2 separate regions of the Homo sapiens genome follow, and region 1 is linked to region 2. A link is a loop called in an ENCODE intact Hi-C map of the cell type or tissue named here. Cell type or tissue: heart right ventricle. All regions are shown on one strand.

Region 1 (8,000 bases), 360 kb before region 2:
TTTGGCAACCAACTCTTTGCACAATACTTTAAAATACATTATCTCATGTTGTCCATGATGTAGTTGCTACTGTCACTCTCATTTTCCTAAAAGAGAAAGGTTTTGAAAGTCGAAGCAGCTTGCCCAAATTTGTACTGTCAATGAGACCCAGCTTGATATTCAAACTTATGTCTTCTGACTTTATATTCTAAGTTCTTATTGCAAATTCATCTAATAAAGCTTCATGAGATAATTTTAACTTGGATTAATAGAATTATGACACATAGAGATAGTCAAATGTCCTTCTAAAATTAAGGAGCAAAATGAGTGTCTTTTTAAAGGAGAAGGGAGAGTCCAAAGATATGCATCACAAGGCTTCAAAGAGAAGGTTCATTACATTTCTCAGAAATAGTACAATTCTCAACAAAAATAAACAATGGGGAAAGGACATCATATTTAATAAGTGGTATTGAGAAAACTGGATAGCCATATGAAGAAAAATGAAACTGGACCCCTACCTCTCACCTTATACAAAAATTAACTCAAGATAGATTCAAGACTTCAAGTTAAGACCCGACACTTTACAAATCATAGAAGAAAACCTAGGAAAAACTCTTCTGGACATTGGCCTAGAAAGAAAATTTATGATTAAAACTTCAAAAGCAAATGCAACAGAAACAAAATTAGACAAATGTGAGTTAACTAAACTACAGAGCTTGTGCATAGTGAAAGAAACAGAGTAAACAGGCAACCACGCAGAATGGGAGAAAATAATTGCAAACTTTGCATCTGACAAAGGTCTAATACCCAGAATCTATAAGGAACTTAATTCGACAAGAATAAAACAAACTGGTCAATGGACAATTAAAAAGTGGCCAACAGACATGAATGGATACTTCTCAAAAGACGAAGGGGAACTTCACACACTGGGGCCTGTCATGGGGTGGGGGGAGCAGGGAGAGATAGCATTAGGAGATATACCTAATGTAAATGACGAGTTAATGGGTGCAGCACACCAACATGGTGCATGTATACATATGTAACAAACCTGCACGTTGTGCACATGTACCCTAGAACTTAAAGTATAATAAAAAAAAGAAGAGGTAAAATTAAAAAAAGACGACATTCAAGCAGCCAACAAACAATGCTTAATATCATTAATCAAATAAATACAAATTGAAATCACAATCATATATTTCACACCTTTCAGAATGGCTACTTTAAAAAAAAAAAAACAAAGGAAAGTACCAACAGATGGCAAAAATGAGAAAAGGGAATGCTTATACACTGCTGGAGGGAATGTAAATTAGTTCAACCCCTATGGAAAACAGCACAGAGATTTCTCACAAAACTAAAAATGTAACTACCATTCGACACAGCAATCCTACTACTGGGTATCACCCAAAGGAAAAAATATAAAAGCATTCTTTCAAAAAGTCATCTGCACCTATGATGTTTATCATAGCACTATTTATAATACAAAAATCATGGAAACAACCTAAGCCTCCAACGGTGGATTAAAGAAAATGTGTGTCTACACACACACACACACACACACACACACATAAATGGAATAGCATGCAACCATTAAAAGAAACGAAATCACATTATTTACAACCAAACGAATGCAGCTAGATATCATTATCTTAAGTGAAATAACACAAACAGAAAATCAAGCACTGCATATTCTCACTTACAAGTGGGAGCTCAACAATGAGTACCCATGGATATAAAGATAGAAACAATAGACAATGCGGACTCAAAAATGTGGAGGCAGGGAAGCAGGGAGAGGACAAAGGATTGAAAAACTATGTGTTGGGTACTAAGTTCACTATTTGGGCAATGTGTTTACTAGAAGCCCAAACCCTACCATTACTCAGTATACCCATGTATCAAACCTGAATATGTACCCCTGAAACTATAATCAACAAAAATTAGCTCAATTCCACAAAATATAGAGATGAAGGAACAATGAGAACGTATGGACACAGGGAGGGGAACATCACACACTGGGGCCCGTCAGGGGGTGAGGGACAAGGACAGGGAGAGCATTTGGACAAATACCTAATGCATGTGGGGCTTAAAACCTAGATGACGGGTTGATAGGTGCACCAAACCACTATGGCACATGTATACCTATGTAACAAACCTGCACGCTCTGCACATGTATCCCAGAACTTAAAATAAAAAATAAAACATTCCTACAAAAGGAAAATATGTAGTCCACTGTTTTTACAGAGAATATAAAAGTAAGGGACGTTTTAAACTGAAGTTCAACATACCATGCTTAGCACTATTTTGAGCACAACATAAACACAGGGTAAATGAAGTACAGTTGATTCATGACCGGATTAACAGATTGACAAAGAGAAAAAGTAGCTCTTTTGCTAGCAAAAATATTGGAAATGAGCTGGGGCACATAATTTACAATAATTCCAAATAAAATAAGTTTAAATATAGCATTTTATGGCTTATAAAATTTATAAACAGTGAGGAAATACACAGCCGTTTTAGTAATTATCTCCATTTCTGGAGGGGAAACTAAAGCTGAGAGTGACTTTCCTCAGTGAGTCAGTGACAGTCTGGGATGTGAGATCTGGTCATCTGATGCAAAGAGAAGCGTAACAGCAATACCATAATATGTGTGGAGATTACTATCTCTCACTGAGGGACATGCACTCATCATTTCCCTACAGCCAGTTCATGCTCCGCAAGGGCCTAGGCAGAACTATGCTCCACACAAAACTGTCTACCGTAAACTGATCCTTTGGAACAGAGATTTACCAGATCGCATCCTGAAACATTCCATATCATGCCCTCTTTTGCTCTTTTCTAACAACCTGAGAACCAGTTGGCTCACTGAGGATGAGAGATGTGCAATTACCTAGTTAATGTACGTTGTGCTGGCTCACATTCTCACACACAGCCTGAAGTACAAAACACATTCATAACTAGTGAGACTTGAAAAATCTCAGTAAGAAAAGACTTTCCATTGCTCCCTCCTCTTATCATGTGCCTTTTTTTTAGAGAAAGAATCTGGCTTTCGAGATTCTGTGGCTTACAATGCGAATAGCTATGAAGGAAAGATTATGAAAATGAGAAAATGTGGAAACAAAGCCTGGGAGAAGCAAACTGAGGCTAGAGCCAGGTCTTGTACTCCTGAATGTCACTCCCTGGCCCATTTCATTGTACTTTGCCCTTTTCATTTCAGTCCTAACCACTGATCTCAGGATACTCTGCATTGAATCAGGACATAGCAATTGCCCTTTATGAGACCCACATTCAGTTATTCAAGTCTTAATGTTCTGGACACCTTTAGGAGATCTTTTCATTATAGGCTCACAGTATCCAAGTAAGAGAATAAAGAATTTCTTCTATCTAAAATGCTGTGCTAAAGGTTTCAAAACTTCAGAGACCTGCAAACTGTGGCTTAAATAATACTAAGGGTAAGCTCTTACAGGCGTCTGAACCCTCGGTTCCACCTAGGGAAAGGGCTCCTTTGTGTGTAACTTTTCTGTTTTTCATGCCATTCCTGTTGAGACCTTTTCACTAAATCAATGCCTTTTCCCTTTGACTTTGATACAGACAGTGTCTTGTTATCTACACCTGAAGTCTCCAGATCTATTAATCACTTTAATTTGCTAACTAGGGTAGAAGACAGGATGAGCGGTTTGAGGGCTTCTGATTTGCAGTGGTTACCTAGGCTAAAACAAAACTTTTTAGTCTCTTTTTTTCAAACATTATTCCATTGTACTATAGAATATGCTCTAGGGAACAATCCTCTCCTGGCAGGCAATGAATGAGATGACCTTAATGGAGCTCTTTTCCATCTAATGTCTATGACTCTTTAATTCAGTTATCCTTCAGGCATGGGAAGAGCTTTCCATCATTACCCCTAATTTGTCTAACTATCGACATTACTTCAAAAAAAGCCTCCCAAGGTATGTTCCACTTTTCTGTCACGCTTGAACTTCTGTTTCATGTCACTGGCTGCCTCTGTTGATATAGGATTTCAGCCCTGCCAAAATCACTTTCTGGTGTTCCTCCAGATTGTTATTGAGACACTTGATAAGATGTCTCTTTCCATGACAGATGTGAAAGCATTTGTCTCCCATTTTATGACAGGTACATTTCTAGCATCACTCATTGCTGCATATTTATATAGGTTAGTATTCCAGAGATAGAAACCAAGCCGTATATATGTATAATTTATACACAATCTTCCGCTTCTCCTGTTGTTTGAAATTCAAGATACTATCTCGTGAATGTTTATAATCTTGAACAGGCAGAGCTCTAGGCAAAACATACCCTGATGCTGTCTTCTCTGAATCAACAGTGGAGACTTGTCAGACAAATGATTTTAGATCAAAGGAAAAGATTTAAAGAAACAAGGAAAGAATGAATACACTCATACAGTATTCCTCTGACTAGTGGAGTGTAGGTGGTATTAGTATCTAGAATTTTACATGTAGAATTTACAAACTATACACATGTGCAGTTAGGGACTTTACTGAGTTTATTTTTTAAAATTAGTTATTCTTTACATGGCAACTGGCTTCAGGAGTAAATCACCTGGCTTCAAAGTATAATTCAACATGAATGGATGGACTTTAAATGAAACTGTGTACAAATACAGAGGAAGATGCATATATTATAAATTATTTTTAAAACTACTCTGAGCAGGGCATTTCCAGGCCAGCTTACTGAACCATTCTTGTGGATGTTATGTTTTTCAGGGACATGTAATCAGCGAGTACTGACTTTCTCTCCCATCCTTCATCTTATTAATGTGCTGCTTGAATAAAAGATGTGGCCACTGATCCAGTAGGAAATGCGCATCTGGTTTCCATCACCAATTGAGATGTTTAGAACTGCATGATTCCATCAATTCCCTGTCTTGGCTATTCCCACCCAAGGGCTCAAGATCACTCTCAAGTAACTAGCGTACTCAAAAAAGCAGTTTCAATCTTCTCTTACAGATTACATTATGGAAGACATATGCTTGCTCAGTGTAAGAAGCATTATTTTAGTATAAATTCTAAGAATATAAGTACAGACATTGATATAGGTTCAGCTGTTGACGTAGGCAGAGGCAGAGATGGCTTTGAAGTAGATTTGCTCCTTATGAATCCCTCTTTTCTTTCCTACAAATTCTGTGACTTCAGTTAACTGATCTTGATAAATGTCGTCCTGGCAAAATGCGAACTATATTAGACCCAGCCTCATAGGATTCTCCTCAGTAGTAAACAGGTTCATGCAAGTGGGATCACTGGCAAACAGTAACATACAAGATAAATATTAATTATTGTTAAATACACACTATGGAAAGTGTAATGTTAGAACTAAACTTTTCATTTACCTTCTTCTGAAAACCTTAATACAGATACGTGTTCTCCTCCTCTGCCCACCTCTCAATACATACCAATACACCAAATTCAATCAATCCAGCATTTTTAGTTACTTATCCACTCATAGTCCTCATCACCAAACCATCACCACTACCACCACCACACCCATAGGCACCACCAAGTACCTTTGCTTATGTGTCTTTCTGAAATGCTTTCCTCTCCCTACTCGTTATTTAGCTGGCTAATTCCTATTATTCTCTGTGATTTTCCTTAGGTATGACCTCCATAAAGAACCTTCATATCATCTTGCCCTGCATGAAATATATTAGAAGCCTTTGCTCTGGTCTTTCATGGTACTTTTAAAGGATATTATCATTTACAAAATGGAATACCAATGACTTTTCACAAGTGGTCTATCAACTAAGCATGTACTTAAGTAAATATTTTCAGAGGATTTCATTAACCTCTGAGTGAATAGTTGAAAAAAAAGAATGAAACAGATATAAGTCCATGTTTTTATTTGTAAATAAATGTATTGCCAAAATTACATACAAATAACAAATAATGTCTCGAGTGACATGCAATGATCAAAATCCTCAAAAGAATACTTTTGTTTAGTAGAGATTTGAACAAATAAACTACAATTTAAGGAGACTGTTGTATTTCTTTTGAGATAACCCCATAAGTTTTACATTCTGTATCAAGGCATCCATTTGCAGTAATAAAGATTCAAGGCTTATCCCTAAAAGGCAATGCCCATTCTTTATAGTCAATATGATCCTGCTAGCACATAAAGCCTGAAGAAATAACAGATACTAGATTTAAAACCACTTTACTAAAATTAATCCATGGTGATGATATGGAAGAAAACCACAGGAGTCTTGAGAAAATAAACTAGCTGCTGTCTGGTTGATACCAGAAATAGAGATTGGTATAAGGAAAAAATTAAAAGAAAGAAGTATCACAAATAAGAATGATTGATACTTATTAGAAACATATCTGGAAATAGATGATTAGGAATATTAAAAATAAAAATGAAGAGGTATATATGATGCCACTGAAGAAACAAGCAAAATTCAAATGAATAAAAGGTAAACAAGAAATCAGGAAATAAAAAAAGTCCAATAAAATCTGAAAAGGGAAAGAAGGCACAAAGTAAGTATCAATAAAGAAACCACAATATCATTACTGCAAAGTCAGAGGTCAAAACATCATAGCTATAGAAACCTTAAAGAGACTTTTTAAAATATATCATTTCTAAGAGGCCATAATATACAATAAGTTACAAATATAAAAATGTTTTAATATTTACAATTTAACGTACATGTAGACAATAAAGTTATGGGAAAAGAAACAAAAGACAACAAAAGTAACATCCCTACTTATGTACACTCACTATGCTTTCACGGTACATACTTTTACTTTCCAAACCCTAACAATTATATAGCATTTCACACAATAAAATTTTATATAGCATATCTGAATTACTTCAAAGCTTAATGCGGATTTAAATAATAAAACTTTACTATTTTGATCATAAATTAAGCAAATGAGACTAAAATGACATTTTTTATTTTCAACTTAATGGTTATTTAATAATCACTGCACTCCTTGGGGATGTTAACATTGTAGAACTCGACAAATTAACAAGATAGTTCTAGGTTGACTCTATTTTCTCTTAAATATTAAATTTATGATTTGCTAAAAAAAAAAAAAAACCTCTAATAAGGACACAGAACTTATAGTTTGCCAGTTTGTGTTACAAGAACTTTCTACACTGAGGAAGATATGAACACTAGTTATCACACTCCAAACACTCTGCTTCCTGCACATACCATCTCCTGCATTGCCTATTTTTTCTAGCAAAGCACTTAGTAATCACTTGTATATGTTTAATTGTGGAAGTCTTAAAGCTGTAATAATTTATATTGTGTAAAATAGAAAGGACGTGAATTCAGTACATCAGGGATGGAAAATATGCTCTTACTCATTCTCCTGTGGCTGAAGTAGAAATCAGTAGTATGTATGTAAACCTTTTTTTCCTGAGCCTCAAAATTCCTCTCAATGCTCAGTTCCAGGCAGCCATTACCAATTGCTAAGAGTTAGCATATGGGTGAAAATTGATTTGACATCTCTAGTTAGAATATGAAATGCTGGCGTATAAATTATAGGTCAAGAGATCACAGGTATCTGGATAAGCAATATCATTCAGTTACAAAAAAAAATTGGTGTGCAGGGTTAATATGAAATCTGAGAACTATGTAAACCATTTCTCAGAGATTAAAGCCATGATATAGTTACAATGTAGCCAAAACTGGCTGTGGAACATAGAGAACTCGTAAGTGTTACTGTCTTAGATAGCTGGAACGATCACTGAGACTACTCTTTTATATGTTAACTTGTTTACTGCTCACAGCAAACTTATATGTTGAGTACTATGATTATCATCTACCTATCCTCAATTAAAACACATGTACCCTAAAACTTAAAGTATAATAATAATAAAATAAAAACAAAACAAACAAAAAGAAAACAAAGAGATCTTATTATCATCCCCAAGTTAAACTGCATAACAAAAGGTAGAGGTGGGATTTTTAACTAATTTATCTTCAGAGTAAGTGTCTCTACTAACTTCTATACTTTCTGTTGCCTATGCAAGTCTGTTATAGAAAT
Region 2 (8,000 bases):
TACCACAGGTTAGAGGTATTTGTTGGGCCTTTGGACTCCTAGGCTCCCCAAGTCAGCTTAAGGGCATGCACGCTTTAAGAGATTATTATTGGCTTGCCATTGTGCCTTGGTGGTTACTGAGTGTATGGCCCATGGTCATGAAGTAATCTTGTAACTAGAGATCCCAGTCACACCTTGGGCCTGAACATAGCCCTCAAATTGTCAAGTGGAGAAAGCTAAGAAATTATCTCTAGTGAAATAGAATTGGTACATAGAGAAGTGGGTAAAATCTGGCCAGGATGTGCTTTAACACCATAAAAAAAGCTTGCAACACCATAAAAAAAAGCTTCAGGAGTGCTCCTCTACCCCTAGGCATATGCTCAAAGAGCCACTGCCTCCACTGTCCCAGAGGAAACACAGATATAGAAACCTCCTGGACCACTGATAGGCCTTGTTCACTGAGAGCTCTTCCCAGTTAACTTATACCAGGATGGAAAAGGGTATAGCTGCCATCTGATCTGAGAGAGGCCTGTCCCTCACTGAGCGCAGTAAAGGATGCTCAGCACAATGAATAGCACTTCATGTAGTGTGGATGGCTATCCAGGCCACCCCAGCTGATGAGATATGCTACATTTTCACTGACTCACAGGCTGTGACCAATGTCTTGGCCATTTGGTTAGGCCACTGGCAGGTCTGAGTGCCATATAAACAAGCTTCCCTGTAGGGGTGAGACATTTAGAAAAAAAAATGCTCCATTCCTAATAAGGTTTTCTTATCAAGGTTGATGATCACCAGAAAGGCTCTCAGACTGACAAAGGGGAATATAATCAATGAGCAGACCATGTTTGTCAGCTAAACTCAGAGACTGAATTGTGCCCTAATCCAGAACAAGCAGATGTTCAACCTATTGCCTTCTGGATCCATGAGAAATTTGGATACCATCCTAGACTGGCCTACATGCATAGACTGCCTCTGTGGTCTGAACATGCCAACATAGCATGGAAAAGGTTTTCCTCCAGCCAGACCATGGCCAAAGCTAAAAATGCTGCCTGGGAAAAAATCTCTCCAGCCAATGACCAAGGAGTTTCCAATGAATAGATCACATTGGGCCCCTCATCCAATCAAGAAGATTCCACTAGATCCTGACTGTAGCTGATACTTTCTCTGAATTTACTCAGGCATCCTTGTGCATCCCACTGACTCAGGCCACACTATCCAGATCACTGAAGACCATATGTGTCTTGTTCAGGTTTTCCGAGTAGATTTTATTTGATAATGGCTTTAAATTGTGGCCCAAGTTCCATATCAACAGGCCCAGTCACAGGACATACAATGAATTCTTTATATTCCATATCACTTCCAAGCTGCAATAATGATTGAGCATTTTCATGGATAATTAAAATACAGACTTAAGTGGCTGATAGCACAAGTAAAGATAATCCCCGCCTGGACGTCGGAGGAAAGCAGTCTGGGGTCTCAATGCTGCATTTCTCTGAAAGGGTACTTTTAATTCATGCTCTATGTGTTACTGTCTGACCTCTTCCTTCAATTGTACACCCCTTTTCAATAATTATTGACAGCTGGGTCTCTGGAGGGGACCCTGCAAGGGCCTTCTTTCCCCTTCACTCTCTTTCTTAAAACTCAAATACTTGAAAGATTAGAATGGCTATTAAACAATGAGGAGTGGGAGACGGTAACCTCCTCTATTTACCACCTGGGTGCACAAGTTGGATTTTTTGCCTACAAGGACTTCAAAAATAATGAACATCAATTTGAGTTCTCTAGTTCAATATTTTCCTTAAGGGGGCCCACGTGCTTTTTCCCATGTAGCCCCATGGGATCAGTATCAGAATACAAAATGTTACTGAACCACAAAAAGATAGGACAGAAGACTTTCATGTATCATCCTAGGAGATGGATTAAGAGTTCTATCCTTGCTCACGGTACAGGAAAGACTGCCCACGTTGCATTCAATAGGGAAAGGTCTCCTTAACTGACACCAGGTGAACACCTTCTAACCTAATAGCCTGTGCAGGACAGGAAGGGTAGAGGCATCTAACCTCTTCTCTCTCTCCTGCAGAAGAGCCTGTGATTCTTGCTTTGCCAAATTTGTTGCTTTCTCTTTCACCATCTCCCAGAGGGTTAGATTGCCAGGAAGAGCAGGATGTCAGCATTTCTGGTTTTACCACAAGCTCCCCGTTGTGGAGGTTAAGTTCTGGATGAGTGTGAATAAAAGGAGCAAATTGTGATAAAAGGCAATTGGGAGGAAATTGTTAGGTTCATCTGAGATATAGGTTAAACTGCAAGTCAGCTGGTTTACTGGAGAGAATCGGGAAAAGACACAGCTGAGAATATCCACCTTGGGGTCAAAACAAATCTCAAAAACTGACTGCAAAGGTAATTATCCCTTCAAAAGAGACCAAATTTGATTGGATTTATCTGTAACGTAATTTATGGAACTAGACATTGTTAAAAACAGTAGAGCATCAGCCAACAATAAGTGGAGTTTAACAGCTGGGCATTGTCTGGAAAACAGTCAAAAAGACACTTGCCAAAAAAACACTGTCACCTTTGAGTGACTGTGGACATACCCAAGGCTGTACACCCTGAGAAGCACATCAGAGGCTTCATACTGCAGGACAGAAATAGACTTTACAAAAATAATCAAGCCAGTTACTAAACAGGTAAACAAGAAAACAGCAAGTATAAGATGAGGGGCAAGGAGAAGTATAGTACCAGTACCGAGAGCTGCTTTAAAAAAATCCAGTTTCCATGAGAATGGTCAATGGGTACAAAAATATAGTTACATAGAGTGAATAAGATGTAGTATTTAATAGCATAACATGGTGACTACAGTGAACAATAATTTAATATACCTTTTAAATAACTAAAAACTTAAAATTTGAATGTTTATAACACAAAGAAATGATAAATGCTTGAGGCAATGGATACTCCATTTATCCAGATGTGATTACTCATTGTACATCTGTATCTAAATATGTCATGTACCCTATAAATATATAAATCTACTATGTACCCATAAAAAATAAAATAACCAGTTTCCAGCAAAAATTACAAGACCTGCAGCAAAACAGGAACGTATGACCCAAACGCAAAGGGGGAATAAAAGCTTGCTATATATATTGCCTATTAGAGTGCAGAGATGTTAGATTTAAGAGACATAAAAATTCAAAGAAGCCATTATAAATATGTTGAAAGAACAAACCATAATTAAATAAATTAAGAAAATTATAATAATAATATTGCACCAAATAGTAAATATCCATAAAGAGATGTAAATTATAAAAAAGAACCGAATGGAAATTCTGGAATTAAAAAGTAGAATAATTTAAATGAAAATTCTACTAGAGATTAGAACTGGCAGAAAGAATTAGCAAACTTGAGGATAAATCAATAGAGATTATGCAATCTGAAGAACAGAGGGCAAAAAATAAAGAAAAATGAATGTAACCTCAGAAAAATACAGGACACCAGGAAGCATACCAACATACATGTAATAGGAATACCAAAAAGAGAAGAAACAGAGAAAAGAAAATGTAAAAAAAAATTTTTTAAACAATGAAAACATTCCCAATCTATTGAAAAACATTAATCTATATATTTAGGAAGCCCAACAAATTAGTATATAAAACATTATATACTATACATTATATACTGAGCTTCCTCTAGGAAGCTCAACAAACTCATTTTTACATCATAGGGAAAATACTGGAAGTGAGGGCAAGATGGCTAACTATATGCAGCCAGGTGGAACAGCTCCCATCAAGGGACCAAGATGACTGGCATGCTCCTAACAGATTTTCAGAAAGAAGGCATTGAAAGTGGATGGAGAGATGACGCAGAAGCTGAGCTAAAGGCGGAGAACACTGGGAACCCTACACAAGGCTACAGTGCACCTGGACTGATTCCTGGCCCCAAATGCCTCTGGGAGAACAAATGAGTTGAACTGGCAATGAGCAACCTGCTCTTGCCACAGGCCTCTGGAACCCTGGCAGACCTCCAGTTGGCAGGGAGAGCTGCATAGAGAAGTGGTAGCAGCAGGAAGACAGCTGATATGGAGCCCAGAGGGTTTGGTGCAGAAGCATCTGTAGGAGAGCACAGCCAGGAATGGCCATGCCCCTAGACCTGACTTGCTCCCATAAGAGACTAGCCAAAGGGGAACTGTCAGTCCCGAACACTACAGGCACCCTGGCACCTGCTACCACCTGCCACAGCTGCCACTATTGCTGCTGCCGGCACATGTGAACAAAGACAGATCCCACTGTCACTGCATTACAAAACGTGTTTGCTGACACCACCTATCAGAGAGTAGTAACCCATAATCTGGGAGCATGTCAGCCCCCACAGTGCAGTGGATTTCTAACCTCAAAGAGCCAGAGAACAATGTCAAGGCCCAATACAAGTCCCCTAGAGTTAGGGCATACAGTCCAGGAAGAGTTGGCAGCTGAGTGTGGGCACCCCAAAATCTTCCAGAAATGAAGTCAGTTGTCTGAATCTACCTTATACTACACTCAAACCCCCAAGGTCATCAAATAGGATGAAGGAAGAAACATACAAAGGTCAGCAACCTCAAAAATTGAAGAAAGATAAGCCCACAAAGATGAGAAAGAATGAGCACAAGAACCCTAACAACTCAAAAAGCCAGAATGCCTTTTTTTTTTCTCCAAATGACTACATCACCTCTCCAGCAAGACTTCTGAACTGGGCTGAGATGGCTAAAATTAAACAAATATAATTCAGAATATGAACAGAAACAAAGATCATTGAGCTACAGAACTACATTGAAACCCAATCCAAACAAGTTAAAAATCATGATAAAACAATGGAGGAGGTGACAAACAAAATGGCCAGTATAGAAAGAATGTAACCAAACTGATAGAGCTGAAAGACACACTACAAGAATTTCATAATGCAATTACAAGTATTAATAGCAGAATAGACCAAGTGAAGAAAAGAATCTCAGAGCATCAAGACTGGCTTTCTGAAATAGGAAATTCAAACATGAATAGAGAAAAAAGAATAAAAAGGAATGAAGAAAAACCTCAAGAAATGTGGGATTATATAGAAATAAAATCTATGACTCACTGATGTTCCTGAAAGAGATGGGAGAATGGAACCAACATGGAAAACATTTCAGGATATCATCCGTGAGAACTTCCCCAACCTAGCGAGACAGGCTAACATTCAAATTCAGGAACAGCAGAGAACCCCAGTAAGATATTCCTCAAGAAGCACATTCCCAAGACACATAATCACTAGATTCTTGAAGGTCAAAATAAAATTTAAAAATGTTAAACTCAGCTAGAGAAAGGACAGGTCACCTACAAAGGGAAGACCATCAAACTAACAGCAGACCTCTCAGCATAAACCCTACAAGCCAGAAAAGATTGGAGTCTTATAGTCAATGTTCTTAAAGAAAAGATATTCTGCCCCATAATTTCATATCTGGCCAAACTAAGCTTCATGAGCAAAGGAGAAATAAGATCCTTTCAGACAAGCAAATGCTGAGGGAATTCATTACCACTAGGCTTGCCTTACAAAAAATCCTGAGTGAAGCACTAAATATAACAAGGGAAGACCATTCCCAGCCACTACAAAAACACACTGAAGCACACAGATCAGTGACACAATAAAGCAACCACATAAATAAGTCTGCAAAATAACCAGCCAACATCATGATGACAGGATCAAATTTACACATATTTTATTAGTCCGTTTTCATGCTGCTGATAAAGATATACCCAAGACCGGGCAATTTACAAAAGAAAGGTTTTATTGGACTTACAGTTTCAGGTGGCTGGGGAAGGCTCACAATCATGGTGGAAGGCAAGGAGGAGCAAGTCACGTCTTACATGGATGGCAGCAGGCAAAGAAAGAGCTTGTGCAAGGAAACTTTCCCTTATAGAACCATTAGATCTTGTGAGACTTATTCACTATTACAAGAAGAGCATGGGAAAGACCTGCCCCCATGATTCAATTACCTCCCACCAGGTCTGTCCCACAACATGTTGGAATTCAAGAATGAGATTTGAGTGGAGACACAGCTAAACCATATCACATACCAATACTAACCTTGAATATAAATGGGCTAAATGTCCCAATTCAAAGACACAGAGTGGCAAGCTGGATAACAAACTAAGACCCATTGGAATGCTGTCTTCAAGAGACCCATCTAACATGCAGTGACACACATATAGCTTCAAATAAAAGATGGTGAAAAGCCCACCAAGCAAATGGGAAACAGAAAAAAAAGTAAGGGTTGTAATCCTAGTTTCAGACAAAACAGACTTTAAAACAACAAAGATCAAAAAAGACAAAGAAGGGCAATACAGAAGGGTAAAGAGCTCAATTCAACAAGAAGGTCTAACTGTCCTAAATATATATGCACCCAACACAGGAATACCCAGATTCATAAAGCAAGTTCTTAGAAACCTTCAAAAAGACTTTAACTCCCATACAATAATAGTGGAAGACTTTAACACCCCCCTGATAGTATTAGACAGATCACTGAAACAGAAAATTAACAAAGATATTCAGGACCTGAACTCAGCACTGGATCAAATGGACCTGATAGACATCTACAGAACTCTCCAACCAAAAACAACAGAATATATATATTTTCTTCATCTGCACGTGGCACACACTCTAAAATTTATCATATGATTGGAAGTAAAACACTTCTTAGCAAACGCAAAAGAACTGAAATCATAACAATCTCTCAGACCATAGTACCATCAAATTAGAAATTAAGACTTAAAAATATACTTAAAATCATACAATTAATTGAAAATTCAATAACCTGCTCCTGAATGACTTTTTGGTAAATAAATAAATTAAGGTAAAAACCAAGAAGTTCCTTGAAACTAATGAGAACAAAGATAGAACATACCAGAATCTCTGCGACACAGCTAAGGCAGTGTTAAGAGGCAGTTTTGTAGTACTAAAATGCCCACATCAAAAAGCTAGAAATATCTCAAGTTAACAAGCCAACATCACAACCGAAAGAACTAGAGAACCAAGAGCAAACCAACCCCAAAGCTAGCAGAAGACAAAAAATAACCAAAATCAAAGCTGAACTGAAACAGATTGAGATATGGAAAACCATTAAAAAAATCAGTAAATCCAGAAGTTGTTCTTTTAAGAAACAATTGATAAAATAGCTATCTAGACTAATAAAGAAGAAAAGAGAGAAGATTCAAATAAAAGCAATCAGAAATGACAAGAGGGATATTACCACTGACCTCATATAAATACAAATAACCATCAGGAAATATTATAATCATTTCTATGCACATAAAATAGAAAATCTGGGGGAAAAAAGGATAAATTCCTGGACACATACACCCTCCCAAGACTAAACCAGGAAGAAACTAAATCCCTGAACAGACCAATAATGAGTTCTGAAATTGAGGTGGTAATAAATAGCCTATCAACCAAAAAAAGGCTAGGATCAGACAGATTAATAGCTGAATTCTACCAGATATACAAAGAAAAGCTGGTACCCTTGCTGCTGAAACAATTCCAAAAAAAATGAGGAAGAGGGAGTCATCCCTAACTCATTCTATGAGGCCAGCATCATCCTGATATCAAAACCTGGCAGAGACACAACAACAACAAAAAAATACTTCAGGCCAATATTCTTGATGAACATCAGTGCAAAAATCCTCAACAAGATACTGGCAAATCAAATCCGACAGCACATCAAAAAGCTTATCTACAATGAACAAATGGGCTTATCATCCGTGGGCTGCAGGGTTAGTTCAACATACTCAAATCAATAAATTGAGTCATTACTGAAACAGAACTAAAGACAAAACCACCTGATTATTTCAATAGATGCAGAAAAGCCTTTCAATGAAAACACTGCTTCATGTTAAGAACTCTCAATAAAATGGGTATTGAAAGAAAACACCTCAAAATAATAAGAGTCATCTATGATAAGCCCTCAGCCAATATCATACTGAATGGGCTAAAGCTGAAAGCATTGACCCTGAAAACTG

What was found. Hi-C counts contacts between places; a loop is a spot of excess contacts. Peaks named below come from ENCODE experiments on the same cell type or tissue, not always from the same donor. Only the 100,000 strongest peaks of a DNase experiment are listed, where the experiment ranks them.
Region 1: it touches region 2 in a loop (4-fold over the local background); 2 of 110 quality-filtered maps call a loop at or near these places.

The regions. Positions count from the first base shown.
Region 1 is chr11:97,220,622-97,228,621 of GRCh38, reverse strand. It overlaps LINC02553 (long intergenic non-protein coding RNA 2553), which reads left to right. Exons shown (of 2, transcript XR_007062858.1): 2 at 5,602-5,979. Among named protein-coding and RNA genes, the nearest start is that of LINC02553, 35 kb to the left of the region's middle. In heart right ventricle, no CTCF peak of the experiment used is centred here; no DNase peak of the experiment used is centred here.
Region 2 is chr11:96,859,766-96,867,765 of GRCh38, reverse strand. No RefSeq gene overlaps it. Among named protein-coding and RNA genes, the nearest start is that of LINC02737, 360 kb to the right of the region's middle. In heart right ventricle, no CTCF peak of the experiment used is centred here; a DNase peak (open chromatin) is centred at 3,995; H3K27ac peaks cover 613 bases.